Regions from separate parts of the Homo sapiens genome. Here all the other regions are linked to region 1. Evidence: read pairs that join two places in POLR2A ChIA-PET (ENCODE). Cell type or tissue: OCI-LY7. All regions are shown on one strand.

Evidence for each region. Peaks named below come from ENCODE experiments on the same cell type or tissue, not always from the same donor. Only the 100,000 strongest peaks of a DNase experiment are listed, where the experiment ranks them.
Region 2: POLR2A ChIA-PET joins it to region 1 with 5 read pairs; 3 of 35 experiments call an interaction of 5 or more read pairs at or near these places.
Region 3: POLR2A ChIA-PET joins it to region 1 with 7 read pairs; 2 of 35 experiments call an interaction of 5 or more read pairs at or near these places.

The regions. Positions count from the first base shown.
Region 1 is chr6:156,982,803-156,987,802 of GRCh38, forward strand. The region is part of intron 4 of ARID1B (AT-rich interaction domain 1B); the gene reads left to right. Among named protein-coding and RNA genes, the nearest start is that of MIR4466, 210 kb to the left of the region's middle. In OCI-LY7, no CTCF peak of the experiment used is centred here; no DNase peak of the experiment used is centred here; H3K4me3 peaks cover 785 bases; H3K27ac peaks cover 3,026 bases.
Region 2 is chr6:156,659,899-156,664,898 of GRCh38, forward strand. It overlaps the pseudogene H3P28. Among named protein-coding and RNA genes, the nearest start is that of ARID1B, 110 kb to the right of the region's middle. In OCI-LY7, CTCF peaks have their summits at 2,261 (motif pointing left) and 2,468; a DNase peak (open chromatin) is centred at 2,223.
Region 3 is chr6:156,428,245-156,433,244 of GRCh38, forward strand. No RefSeq gene overlaps it. Among named protein-coding and RNA genes, the nearest start is that of SNORD28B, 52 kb to the left of the region's middle. In OCI-LY7, no CTCF peak of the experiment used is centred here; no DNase peak of the experiment used is centred here.

The DNA of each region.
Region 1 (5,000 bases):
ATTTTTTACAATGTTTCTTCTATTCCTTGCATTATCTGTTTCTTCTGAATTACCCTTTTTACTTTTTACAATCTGTTTTAGGCAGGAGGCTTCCTCAAAAGTGTGAGAATCTTTGTTCCTATTTAAGAGTGAGGTGCATTAAAGGGCTGATTGGTAGTGGTGCGTGCCTGTAATCCCAGCTACTCTGGAGGCTGAGGCAGGAGAATGGCTTGAGCCTGGGAGGTGGAGGTTGCAGTGAGCCGAGATTGCACAACTGCACTCCAGTCCGGGCAACAGAGTGAGACCCTGTCTCAAAAAAAAAAAAAGAAAAAAAAGAAAGGCCTGGCACAGTGGCTCACGCCTGTAATCCCAGCATAGGCTGAGATGGGTGGATCATGAGGTCAGGAGTTCAAGACCAGCCTGACCAAGATGGTGACACCCCATCTCTACTAAAAACACAAAATTTAGCCAGGCTTGGTGGCAGGCGCCTGTAATCCCAGCTACTCGAGAGGCTGAGACAGGAGAATCGCTTGAACCCAGGCGGCAGAGGTTGCAGTGAGCCGAGATTGTACCACTACACTCCAGCCTGGGCGACAGAGCGAGGCTCAGTCTCAAAAAACAAACAAACAACAAAAACAGGCTGGTTGGAGGCCTCCTGTGTGAGCTGGGCATGTGGACAGGTAGGCATTTCTTTGGGGTTATCATGTGATCAGCCAGCTTTTTCACTGGGGACTTCCTCATGTTGATATGTGAAATATGCTCAGGAGTAGTTTATTTTCTCCAGAGAAGACACTGGTCGTGTTCTGCTTGGAGGACATGGTGGGTGAAGTCTAAGCCTGGTTGCTGACATTACGGGGCTGGGCTGAGGGGCTTAGGGTCTCAGTGTTCGGTACTTGCTGTTAATGTACTGTGTGGCCATTTCACAAACCACCTCATCCGTGTGAGCCCTACTCGTTTCTGGTTTGGTGTCTACAATGGAAGAGGGATGATGGTGGTCAGATGCTCTGGCTTTACAAACTCTTGATTTAAATCTGGTTTTGGTCTGGTGGTCTCCAGTTCTTGAGCTGTTCAGGTTATACCAGCTGTGTTAATTTGTTCCTTCTAGTTACCCGATTTCCTGCACCCCTCAGCCAGTTAGGATTGACCTTGCTTTTCTCATTCCTGTGTTTGCTTTCCATCTACATATATTGTTAGCACTATTGTTTCCGTTTACAAATCACTTCAAAACTTCATTTTATTAAAACAATCATTTTTTTTACCTCTCCCCATTTCTTGGGATCAGGAAGTTGGGAAGGGTGGGGTTCTGGCTGGGTTTCTTGCACCTGGTTGTGGACAGGCAGTGGCTGGAGTTCGGAGGGGATTCGTTGAGCGTCTCCAGGAGGTATCAGGACAAACCTTGGAGATGGGAAACAGCACAGCAAGGCATGCTCCCACAGCAGTCCGGTGCAGCTCCAGAATGAGGGAGCCATGGCAGGGGCATTAGTTTAATAATCATTGGAACTAATTCTCTTTCCAGCTTCTCCTTGGACCTCTTCACATTTCTACCTAGATGTCTCATCAGAATGGAATTTTCAGATCCTTCCTTCTGCCCCACAGTGCTCTTTGCCATGCTCTTTTAAGGTACCAGAATACTGGGAAAAAAAGGGCGTTCTGGATAAGTGAAAATGTCCTAGGACCTGCTTGGTGTTTACTGACTTACTAGGAAGTTGATAGTGAAATGTGAAGGGTTCATGACAGTGACTTGGTGTTACTAGAAAGCAAAAGTAAAGTGAGGAACACAGGAATCTACAAGTGCTGGGTGTGGGGTAGTGGGTGGGGTGCAGTTGTGGGTGAAACTTCAGTGTGAAATTTGGAATCAGAACATTTAGCTGAGTCTAAATGGAGTTTCTTACTTTTCTTTCCTTTCATTTCCTTTTCCTTTTTTAGAGAGGGTCTCGCTCTTTTGCCCAGGCTGGAATGCAGTGGTGCAGTCATGGCACACTGCAGCCTCAACCTCCCTGGGCTCAGGTGATCCTCCCACCTCAGCCTCATGAGTAGTTGGGACTACGGGCATGCATGCACCACCACATCTGGCTAATTGTTTTGTATTTTTTGTTGAGACGGGGTTTTGCCCTGTTGCCCAAGCTGGTCTTGAACTCCTGGACTCAAGCAATCCACTCATGTCAGCCTCCCAAAGTATTGGGATTACAAGTGAGAGCCACTGCACCTGGCCAGTACTTTATTTTCATACAGAGACTGAGAGTAAGACTTCATTTCCAAATAAAAGTAGGTTATTAAATATTGCTTTATATATTTTTAAAGTTCTTACAGAAAGAAAGCTTCCATATACTCTAGACCATTTTGAGATTCTTTCAGGCTGTGACTCTTAAGGTCAGCTACATTTTTATTGACAGCAATCCTGGAAGAAAAGTAAAGAGAAGTGAGAATATAATGTTGTGATTCTGTTAAAATCACTCAAAATGCTTGAAATTGATAATACTTTTTGGCATGTTTCTTTCTAAAATCAATGTGATAATATCCGCTGCATTGATAAACATAGTTAGCAAGCATTTTTGTACTTAGCGTTTGTGTATAAAATGTAAAGGAAGGTTTTTTAATTCAGAGAAGGTGCTCATGTTTGAAAGACAATATATGGATCTGGAAGAAGTAAAAGTAAATCTTTAAACTCTAATTGCAAGGCTGTCTGCTCATATTTAATTGACACACGTTTAAACATTGGTTGTAATGGATTGTTTGCCATTTAACTGACATTAACGACCTCAGTTAACTCATGTTTTTATATTACATTGGCTGTTTATTTTTTGTTAATTTCCCTTTAGTGTTCAGCTTCCCATACATTAAAAGTTTTGCTTTTTATAAACAACTACTGTGTCTTGAATCTCTTTTTATTATTAAAACTTTCACACATGTATTGGGTTTAATTGCATATACTTTTTGTAGCCTGAAAATGTGAACCATATGATAATAAAACTTAAACGTCTGCACATTGCTACAAAACACAGCTCTGTAAGGGAACACATATCTAAATATCATCATCCTGTCCAAGTCACTCTCAGAGATGTGACTGTGCCCTGCCTGGCTCATCTCGGATCAGGACAACGCCTGCTTCTGGGTTTGTTGGATGGGAATTAAAAGCAAAGCTGAAGCAGAACCTTTACTGCTTTATTTCGAGATGTAATGTCCTGTTGCACCGAGTAATTTTCAGTAAAAGTATTCCTGCCTCCTGCGATTTTTCTGTCAGTTTTTGTTAATTTCTGGCAAAATTCCTTTACTTGGAAGGCTTTTTGTCTTTGATCTGTGAGGATTCACAGAGGAAGGGAAAGCGATCTAGGGAGGATCTCTAGCTCTTCCTTTTGGAGTTACCTAATTTTCATTTTTATCACTTACCTGTCCTCAGGTGTCAAGGCCTCAGGACTGGTTTTGTTAGTCACTCTGACCTTCCTCTCAGCCCCTTCACTTGTTAAGTAGATAACACCTGTATGGGAAGGTATTGGATTTTTAATTATTAGAGGGACACATCCTCTTTCTTGAACAGGCTTGTAGCTAATTGTTATTAAATACAAAATTTCATTTCAGTTTTAATTTCTGTTTAATAAAAAGCTTTTTAAGTCTCCAAAGTTTGTCTAATTATTTTTAAGCTTATTCAAAGCCTGAACCCCCTGCACGGTAAAATCATCAGCATAAGAGACAGCAGGGGCTGGTAGTTAGGCCCTTGCGTTTGAATCTGGCTCTGTCACTCGGTCAGCTTGTTTCATTTCTTGTGCTTCAGTTTCCTTACCTACAAAATGGGACAACAGAACTTATGTCTTCGGTGAAGATTAGCACGTGATGTGCTTAGAGCATTGCCCGGCTCATAGTAATTACTCAGTAAATGCTTGCTGTTACTGTTGCTATGACTATTATTATTAAAGAGCTTTCGATACTTCTACACAGACTACAGTATAGTTATCTGGACCTAATTTTTTTTTAAGGCCAATGCTACCATTTTAAAAGGAAACTCAGCTGTCAGCATAATGGTAGTAAAGTGGTAGCAAAATGATAGTAAAGTGATTAAACAGGATTAAAACACAAACTGGCTGTTCATTATATGTACTTTGTATTAATAAAACAACATAGGCCGGGTGCGGTGGCTCATGCCTGTAATCCCAACACTTTGGGAGGCTGAGGTTGGCAGATCGCTTAAGCCCAGGAGTTTGAGACCAGCCTGGGCAACATAGCAAGACCCTCATCTCTACAAAAATATAAAAAATTAGTCGGGTGTGATGGTGTGCCTGTCGTCGCAGCTGCTCAGGAGGCTGAGGTGGGAGGATGGCTCTAGCCCGGGAGGTCCAGGCTGCAGTGAGCTGTGATACTGCCACTTCACTGTAGCCTCGGTGACAGAGAGAGAGAGAGAGAGAGAGAGAGAGAGAGAGAGAGACCCTGTCTCAAAAAATTAAAAAACTAAAAGCAAAATATAAGATGGGGTCACCTGTTTTTCTTCCATTCTAGAGAGATAATTACAGCTAATATTTCTGTTTCCTTTTTCTAGTCAGTTTTCTAGATACCAGTGCTAGTTTTTTTTTTTTTTGAGACGGAGTGTTGCTCTGTCTCCCAGGCTGGAGTGCAGTGGCACGATGTCCGCTCACTGCAAGCTCTGCCTCCCGGGTTCGCGCCATTCTCCTGGCTCAGCCTCCCAAGTAGCTGAGACTACAGGCGCCCGCTACTGCACCCGGCTAATTTTTTATATTTTCAGTAGAGATGGGGTTTCACCGTGTTAGCCAGGATGGTTTCGATCTCCTGACCTTGTGATCCGCCCGCCTCGGCCTCCCAAAGTGCTGGGATTACAGGCGTGAGCCACCACGCCCGGCCCAGTGCTAGTTTTGTGCCTGTATTTTCTGCTTTTTTCATTTGACATCACTTGAATTTCCTTAGCTTGTGGAATCTTTTGTTTTGTTTTGCAAACTTAATATATTCTCATACTTGATAGTTATAGTAATACATAAGCTTTAGTCATTGACAGGCCCCATTAGCCCTTGTTTATG
Region 2 (5,000 bases), 320 kb before region 1:
AGCTGGGGGATATGATAACAGAAACTTCCAAACTGAAACACAAAGAGAAAAAAACGACTGAAAAACACTAAACAGAACATCAAAGAACTATGGGACACTTGCAAAAGGTGTAATACATGCATAAGGGGAATCCCAGAAGGAGAAAAAAGAGAAAGGAACAGAAGCAGTATTTGAAGCAATAATGACTGTGAATTTCCCTCAAATTAATGTCAGACACTAAACCACAGGAAGCCAGAGAACATAAAGCAGGATAAATGCAAAAAGGAAAAAAACTATACCGAGTAGGCCAGGCTTGGTGGCTCACGCCTGTAATCCCAGCACTTTGGGAGGCCGAGGCAGGCAGATCACGAGGTCAGGAGATGGAGACCATCCTGACTAACACAGTGAAACCCCGTCTTTACTAAAACTACAAAAAAATTAGCTGGGTGTGGTGGCGGGCGCCTGTAGTCCCAGCTACTCAGGAGGCTGAGGCAGGAGAATGGCATGAACCCAGAAGGTGGAGCTTGCAGTGAGCCGAGATCACACCACTGCTCTCCAGCCTGGGCGACAGAGCAAGACACTGTCTCAAAAAAAAAAAAAAAAAAAAAAAACTATATCTGAGCACATCATATTCAAACTTCAGAAAAATCAAAAGGAAAAAATCTTGAAAGATGCCAGAAGTTTAAAAAAAAAAACACCTTACCTATAGAGGAACTAAGATAAGATAAGAATGAATAAGATAAGAATTACATCAGACTTCTCAGAAACATGCAAGCAAGAAGAGACTGGAGTGAAATATTTAGTGTTGAGAGAAAAAAAGAAAAACAACACCACCAACCTAAAATCCTACCCTGTAAAATTATCCTTCAAAAGTGAAGTAGAAATAAAGACTTTCTCAGAAAAACAAAAATTGAGGGAAAGTGTTGCCAATAGCACTGGTTTGCAATAAATTTTAAAAGAAGTTCTTCAGAGAGAAAAAAAAAAACTAATATAGGTCAGAAAGTCAGATCTGCAAAAGGAAAGGAAGAGCATCAGAGAAGGAATAAGTGAAGGCAAAATTAAAAAAACGTATTTTTCTCATTCTTAATTGATCTAAAAGATAATGACTTGTTTAAAATAATAACAATATATTTATTTCTGTATGCTTTTGTGTGTATGTGTATACATGCTTGTGTATGCATATGTGTGTGTGTTTCTGTATGCTTACGTATAAGTGAAATGAATGACAGCAATGCTACAATGGACACAAAAGTGGAATTAGGACTGTGTTTTGTGATATTTGTGGCCAGATGCAGTGGCTCACACCTGTAATCCCAACATTTAGGGAGGCCAGGGCAGGCAGATCATCTGAGGTCAGGAGTTTGAGACCAGCCTGGCCAACATGGTGAAACCCCATCTCTACTAAAAATACAGAAAAAAATTAGCCAGGCATGGTGGTGCACGCCTGTGATCCCCGCTACTCAGGAGGCTGAGGCAGGAGAATCGTTTGAACCTGGGAGGTGGAGACTACAGTGAGCCAATATCACTCCACTGCACTCCAGCCTGGGTGACACAGCAAGACCCTGTCTCAAAAAAATAAATACATAAATAAATTTTTAAAAAGATATTTGCATTACTCCTGATGCAATATAGTGTTATTTGAAAGTGAACTTAGATTAATTGTATACGTACATTGTGAGCTCTCAGGCAACCAAATTTTTTTTTTTTTTTTTTGACATGGAGTCTGGCTCTGTCGCCCAGGCTGGAGTGCAGTGGCGCGATCTCGGCTCACTGCAAGCTCCACCTCCCAGGTTCACGCCATTCTCCTGCCTCAGCCTCTCTAGTAGCTGGGACTACAGGCGCCCGCCACCACGCCCGACCAATTTTTTTTGTATTTTTAGTAGAGATGGGGTTTCACCGTGGTCTCCATCTCCTGACCTCGTGATCCACCCGCCTCGGCCTCCCAAAGTGCTGGGATTACAAGCATGAGCCACCGCGCCCGGCCAGGCAACCCAATTTTTTAAAAAAGGTATAATTGATATGCAGAAAAAGGAAAGAAAATGGAATCATATAAAATGCTTAATTAAAACTGCAAAAGGAGCCTCTCTCGCCCCACCTTCGCTAATACCAGTGCCTCCTCTACCTCTGTGCACTCCATGAAGGAGATGGGGCTAGAGCCAGGAGGTCTCCACACCTGCTCTCCCACAAAGCGGACTGCCCACAAGGCCACCGATGTAAAGCGCCCAGGAAGCCACTGGCTGCAAAAGCCGCTCGCAGAGTGCGCCCTCTACCGGAGGGGTGAAGGAACCTCATCGTCCCAGGTCCGGTACTGTGGCACTCCGGGAAATCAGACGTCATCTGAAGTCCAGGAATTCCTGTTTCACAAACTTCCTTCCCAGCATCTGGTGTGAGAAATTGCTCAGGACTTTAAAACAGATCTGCGCTTCCAGACCGCAACTATTGGTGCTTTGCAGGAGTCAAGCGATGCCTTGCTGAAGACATTAACTTGTGTGCTGTCTATGCCAAACGTGTAACAATTGTGCCAAAAGACATCCGGCTAATATGCCCCATATGTGGGAGAACGTGGATAAGATCACTACGATGGGAAACATTTCATTCTCAAAAAAAAAAAAAAAAAAAAAATTCTCTTCACCACCTGTTAGTGATGTTAGTGATGGTTCTGAATGTTAGGTTTTTTTTTTTTTTCCCATGGGGTCAAAAGGAACCTAAGAATATGACTGTGAGTGGAAAAATACAGGACTTAAATCAGGTATTGGCAGTTTTTCCATTTTTATTTGTGTGTGAATTTTTAATATAAATGCAGGGACACAAGGCATTAATGCAAGCCAAAATGTTTCAGTGAACGAGTTTCAGCAGTTCAACTTTATAATAATTATAAACAAACCTGTTAAATTTTTCTCGATAATGCCAGCATTTGGATTTTTTAAAACAATTCAGCTTCTATGGACAGCAAGCAAATGGTGTTTGTAGCATTTTTATCATACAGTAGACCCCATTCATTCACTATTCTGAGTTATCCTACATGACAGTACATGTTTCTAATATTGTCTGTCTTCTGTGCTGTTCCTGTAAGTTTTAAAATGCATTAAATTCTTTAAAAAATTAAAATAGAAATTTAAAAAACAAGCTACAAAAGGCAAAAAAAAGTATGGAAGACAAAAACAGGAACAAAGAACAAGAGCAACCAATAGAAAACAATAACAAATATGGCAGACATCAATTCAACTATATCAATAATCACTTCAAATGTCAATGGTCTACCTACACCACTTAAAACATAAATAAAGGGCTGGGTGTGGTGTCTCAGGCCTTTAATCCCAGCATATTGGGAGACCAAGCCAAGCAGATCTCTTAAGCCCAGGAATTCAAGATCATCCTGAGTAACATGGCAAAACCTCATCTCTACAAAAAAATACAAAAACTAGCCAAGCATGCTGGTACACACCTGTAGTCCCAACTTCTCTGGAGGCTGAGGTGGGAGGATCACTTCAGCCTGGGAGGTCAAGGCAGCAGTAAGCCAAGTTCGTAGCACTGCACTCCAGCCTGGGTGACAGAGCCAGACCCTGCCTCAAAAAAAAAAAGAAAAAGAAAAAGATAGATATTCAAAGTGCATCAAAACATATGACCCAGGACCGTTCCAAGATGGCTGAATAGGAACAGCTCTAGTCTGCAGCTCCCAGTGTGATCAACACAGAAGATGGGTGATTTCTGCATTTCCAGCTGAGGTACCTGGTTCATCTCATTGGGACTGGTTGGACAGTGGGTGCAGCCCACAGAGGGCAAGCTGAAGCAGGGCAGGGTGTTGCCTCAGCTGGGAAGTTCAAGGAGTCAGATTTCCCTTTCCTAGCCAAGGGAAGCCATGACAGACTGTACCTGGAAAAATGGGGCACTTCTGCCCAAATACTGCGCTTTTCCAACTGTCTTAGCAAACGGCATACCAGGAGATCATATCCTGCGCCTGGCTCAGTGAGTCCCACACCCATGGAGCCTTGCTAATTGCTAGCGCAGCAGTCTGAGATGGACTTGCAAGGTAGCAGCCTGGCAGGGGGAGGGACGTCCGCCATTGCTGAGGCTTGAGTAGGTAAACAAAGCGGAAGGGAAGCTAGAATGGGGCAGAGCCCACCACAGCTCAACAAGGCCTACTGCCTCTGTAGACCCCACCTCTGGGGGCAGGGCATAGCTGAACAAAAGGCAGCAGAAACTTCTTCAGACTTAAACATCCCTGTCTGACAGCTCTGAAGAGAGCAGTGGTTCTTTCAGCATGGTGTTTGAGCTCTGAGAACAGACAGACTGCCTCCTCAAGTGGGTCCCTGACCCCCGTGTAGACTAACGGAGAGACACATCCCAGTAGGGGCCGACTGACACCTCATAGAGGTGGGTGCCCCTCTGGGACAAAGCTTCCAGAGGAAGGATCAGGCAGCAATATTTACCGTTCTGCAATATTTGCTGTTCTGTGGCCTCCGCTGGTGATACCCAGGCAAACAGTGTCTGGAGTAGACCTCCAGCAAACTCCAACAGACCTGGAGCTTAGAAACCTGTTAGAAGGAAAACTAACAAACAGAAAGGAATAGCATCAACATCAACAAAAAGGACATCCACACCAAAACCCCATCTGTAGGTCACCAACATCAAAGACCAAAGGTAGATAAAACCACAAAGATGGGGAGAAACCAGAGCAGAAAAGCTGAAAATTCTAAAAACCAGAGCGCCTCTTCTCCTCCAAAAGATCGCAGCTCCTCGCCAGCAATGGAACAAAGCAGGACAGAGAATGACTTTGACGAGTTGACAGAAGTAGGCTTCAGAAGGTTGGTAATAACAAACTTCTCCAAGCTAAAGGAGGATGTTCAAAACCATCACAAGGAAGCTGAAAACCTTGAAAAAAGATTAGAAGAATGGCTAGCTAAAATAAACAGTGTAGAGATCTTAAATGACCTGAGGGAGCTGAAAACCACGGCACAAGAACTACGTGATGCATGCACAAGCTTCAGTAGCCAATTCGATCAAGTGGAAGAAAGGGTATC
Region 3 (5,000 bases), 550 kb before region 1:
TCATAACATGGCAACGACTCCTGCAGGGATGAAAGATAAGATTGTGAGCAATTCTTTCCAATCTGTCCCTTCCCAGCTTCCAGGAAGGTTGACCTTAACATTCAATTCTGTGTATCAGTGGTTTCTGCTCTTGCTTTCTACTGGACATCAGTGGATTTCCTATCATCGGTAACAGTATTAAATGTTAATTTTCACAAAACTATTGTTTTTCTCAATTTTGTGACTGATTTTCCCTGGGGTTCATGATTTGGAAAAACACAGAAATTTCCCAAGAAATGCCAAGGAGGAGTTCCCACATGGAAATGCTAGCAGTAATGAATAATAGCATTGACCATCAGCCTGAGTTTTTAGGTACTCTGCTAACAAAAGGTAACAAAACAAACACGGTTCCTTCAGTCACAGAGCTTACAGCCCAGCAAGTGAAAAAGATACTAAAAAAATGAGCAGAGATGTAACTACAGTCACATGTCACTTAACAGCAGGGATACATCCTAAGAAATGCATTCAGGTGGTTTCATCATTATGCAAACATCATAGAGTATACTTGCATAAATCCAGATGGGGTAGCCTATTGCTCCTGGGCAGCATGTTACTGTATGAAATATTGTAAGCATCTGCAACACCATGGCATTTGTGTATCTAAGCATAGAAAAGGTACAGTAAAAATACAATATTATAACCTCATGAGGACCACCATAGGCAGTGTGTCATTGACTGTAACATCATATGAAGCACACGACTGTATATGATTACAAACCACCATGGGTCCCACTGAAGCTGGGAAGCTGCCAAATGAGAGAAAAAAGAATAAGGTAGATTCCAAGAAGAGAATTTTAAAGAGAAGCCCACAGATTTTTGTGCCATCAAAGTAGTGACTACTAAGTTTTCCAGAAGAATAACAACTCACATCCAGATGGGGTAGCCATCTGGATGAGAACTCAGTTGAGAAGAGATTCAGATTTGGAAGCAATTCTTAGAAGGGCCATTTTGCCATGAAGAACTTCAATATAGCCACCATCCTAGGTCAACTGGAACTAGTAATTCCAGACCACTTCCATCTTCCTACAAGATAAAGTGGCTACTCAGCAAAGAACCGCGATGACCTCCTGATTTACATGATTGCTATTTACATGTCCTCACAATTTCCATCTTTTTCTTCAGGTCCATTATTTTTTCTTTATGAATATAATGCACTGTCACAATTAATGCCACATTTCCTGTAATTCGTGGAATTCTCAAGTCTCATAAATCCTCAACAAGTATCTCTGTTGTTGCTAATAATTAGTCTAGAAGGAAAGGCAAAGTTTCTTGTTTAAGCTTCTAACAAGTATATAGCATCTTCCTTAGAGATGTATGGCTCATCAAGTTAGTCTCAAAGAGATGATTCATTCTCTCGCTTAGATGCTTTCTTAGTTAATGACCCATCCGACAATAAAGTTGGCCCTCTATAACCCAAGCCCCGAGGACTTGAGAAGGGTCTATCATGTGAACTCTTCTAGACATTTGCTGTGGGCTTCATTATGGCTAACTATAAAGTGTGATAAGAAAACGACCTGGTTAATTTAAGAGTTCCACTGGTTTATGCTTTCTTGCTACTTACAGAAATCCGCTTACACCATCAGGTAATTTCCCATAGGCAGAGGACAAATTTCATAGTGACCAGAAAAGAACTTAATGCCATAGAACAAGTTAGTCCAACTAACTCCAATCACTCCCGTCGCTAAGCCTTGCTCTTCTGTTGTAAAACGCTCCATGATACCCATGAGCAGCCACCACTGAGGACTAATGTTGAGATCCCCAAGATGTAAGTTGAACTGACGTGAGAAGAATGAACAAAAGGAAGAGAAGGAAGTGGACAAAGAGAATTCAGGTGACGGATTTTTTTTTTCTCAACAATGGCTAGGATATCTGTGTCAATTAACATTTGCATGTTTTGAGAAGTTAGCATGGCTCTATGAAATCCTTTCAAAGATTTGGCATAGCTAATGATGATACCTTGGGTTTATAGGATGAATGGCTTTCCAAAACACACCATGCAATTCACAGCTGATCCTCATAACATCTCAGCATGCTAGAGGAAGGGGAAAGAGACAGGGATTGGCAACAAAGGAGCTTGCCCAAGGACCTGAGAATGGCATCAGAGGCTTGGTCTCCAGCTCCCATTTCAGAATATTCACTGTCAAATGTGATCCTCCCAGCACACAGCTCCAAAAAAGTGGTTCAGAGTCATGAATTCATTCACCCCTTCACTTAATTCCAGATAATCACATGCACTTGAGGCTTGGGAAGCCCCTTAACTGCCTCTCTTGACCCCGCCTTGGAACGTTAACCATGATCATAGGCTAACCTTAGAGTGAACATGGGGGATACTGTAGGGGAGTCAGTTTATATGGAATTTATCCAGGTGAATTTCAATCTCAATTAGACATCTTGAAACAACGTAAAATTGTATATGGGTTACTTGATCCTCACACCTCATAAATTTAATGGAATGAATTTTGATCTACCCAGCTCCTCCTGGTAAAAGACTGGTGAGTGTGGGCAAAGGACTTTCCAGTATATTTGGCATAAACGTCCCTCAGGGAAAGCCTGGCGGAGCCTAGTTTCAAACACATGTGGGCAAGCAGGGGTGGAGGGGTGGGGTGGATGGGTCCACACATCTCCTGTTGGCCAGAAGGGAAAAGGCACACCTAAGCCTCTTCTCACCTCATCTGTCCCTTGGGACATCACAGGCTAACAGAAGTTATGTGCAAATGCCTAAACAGGAAGTGTTTATTTATTTAGCCATGCTTTGTGACTCCTTCTTGCAATCCCACATTACCATTAAATGGCCCATCTTCCCTCAACTTACCCTTCTCTTTCCCACACTTCTTACAGGTAGACTCTTCAGCTCAATGAAGCCTTTCTACTGCTGTTCCTCCACTCCGATGCCTCAGGGCAAGCAATGTCACAAACATTTCTCCTCCCAGGACAACTACATAATTCATGGACCCATTGCAAAATAAAAATGTGAGGACCTTTATTCAAAAGTTATAAGTATTCAAGATGGCAACAGCAGAGTAGTAAACCAAGCTTGGATACTTCTGAGTACAGGGCCTGCATGACTGCCCATGCAATTCCATGCCCATGATACCCACCCTGCTGCCTCCTACTTGGCCATTAGACAAAAGAATGTTGCCCACTAAGCAAGCTTTGTCAATCCCCAGTCAACCATAGTTCATGGGTTGAGTTGATCTTTGTATTTAAATATTTTCTTGCCAATACAACTGTAAAATCTTCTTTAAAAATAACCATGCCCTTTTATTTTTATCCCTTAATAGGACCTAGCGCAATGCTTTGTACAGACTAGGTGTTGATGAAATGATTGTTCTCAGTAAAATTTCAGAACAATCATGAATAACACTCTGGTCAACTCAAGGGGCAACTCCACTCCTATTTAGCAAATGATATCAGACAACCTAGGGTCTTCAGGGGATCCTGGGGTCCTTCAAACAACCTAGGGTCTTCAGAGGAGCACTAGGAAAGGCTAAGGCCTTTGGGAGGAGGGCATGGTGCAAGATCCCTTTGCACCTGGACTCCACTTATTAGCGACTGCAGAAAGGACAGTCCCTGCCAGGAAGTCAGACACTGAACCTTGTTTGAACCTGGATTCCCAGGCTGTGGCAGTAAGAAACAGGGATGGGGTTAGTTAAATGGACAGTGTGGCTCCTCAGGGGCTGGCTGCAATGCTGAGGGGTGGGGGGTCATGTCCACAAAGCATTTCACTTTTAAAGCCCATGCTCATTCTTGTTGTCACTTTCCCATTGAACTACATGGCCGAGTCTCATCAGGGTGTATGTTTCCATGCTGATGTCAGTCATCTCTGTTTCGGGTCCCTCACCCACTGCAGCTTGCAGAGTGGAGGCGGTTCTTGCTCCCTGCTCTTTTGATGTTAGTTATTTTTTGATATTTTTCTCTGATGCTTTGATACCTATCAAGGTCTTAAATCTGCAGTGAGCAGGGGGTTATCCAAGAATCAAAGAACAGAGTTGGTGCAGCTGGAAGAATATGGATGGGAGGGGATGTGATTTATTTCAGAGATTTGCCACCATCCATAGTTCCAGAAAAACAATGATGTTCTTGCATTGGACAGCAACTCTTCATAGTAAGATCACAAAATGCTTTGCAAATATTGATTCATTCATCCTCCATCATGAGTATGAGTTCTGTTTTAACTGTGGATATCTGTTAGGCCTTCAGGGAAACAATTACAGGGACACCTCATTCTTCTGAAGGTCACCTCTCTGCCATCCTCCACCATCCAATATATAAATTAGAACCAGGGGGTCTCTGAATGGCCAAGAGAGATGCACCAAAGCCCTTATACTTTGTTCCTAGAGGAAGCCCTCCCTTGGAACCTGATAATTCTTATTTTAAATGCTATTCTGACAAGTTTGGTTATCTAGTTACACAGCCAACGAAAGATGAAGGGCCATAAAGGCAGGAAGAAAGGGAAGGGTGCAGGCAGGCAGAGTGAGAGCAGAGATGCGTAACAAATTAGAGTCTTGGGGGCAGAGGACAGTTTCTGACCTTATGTCCCAGAATCCCATGCAGGGCCACCCCTCCAGATGCCGTAATGCCTTCTGCATTCACATCCACCTACCTTTGCACATGCTGAACTCAGGACCTGGGATGTCCTTACTGGGATCTCTAGTCATCAACCACCTATTCATCCTTTAAGACCCAACCCATATGGCCCCTCCATGGGAGACCCTCCCATTACATATTTGTCCCACCTGCAACACTGAATTAAATGTAGATTTATATGTATATAATATATACATATATTATATATATATTATATATATAATATATATATATATATATATATATATATATATATATATACACACACATATACTTTAAGTTCTAGGGTACTTGTGCACAACGTGCAGGTTTGTTACATATGTATACATGTGCCAGGTTGGTGTGCTGCACCCATTAACTTGTCATTAACATTA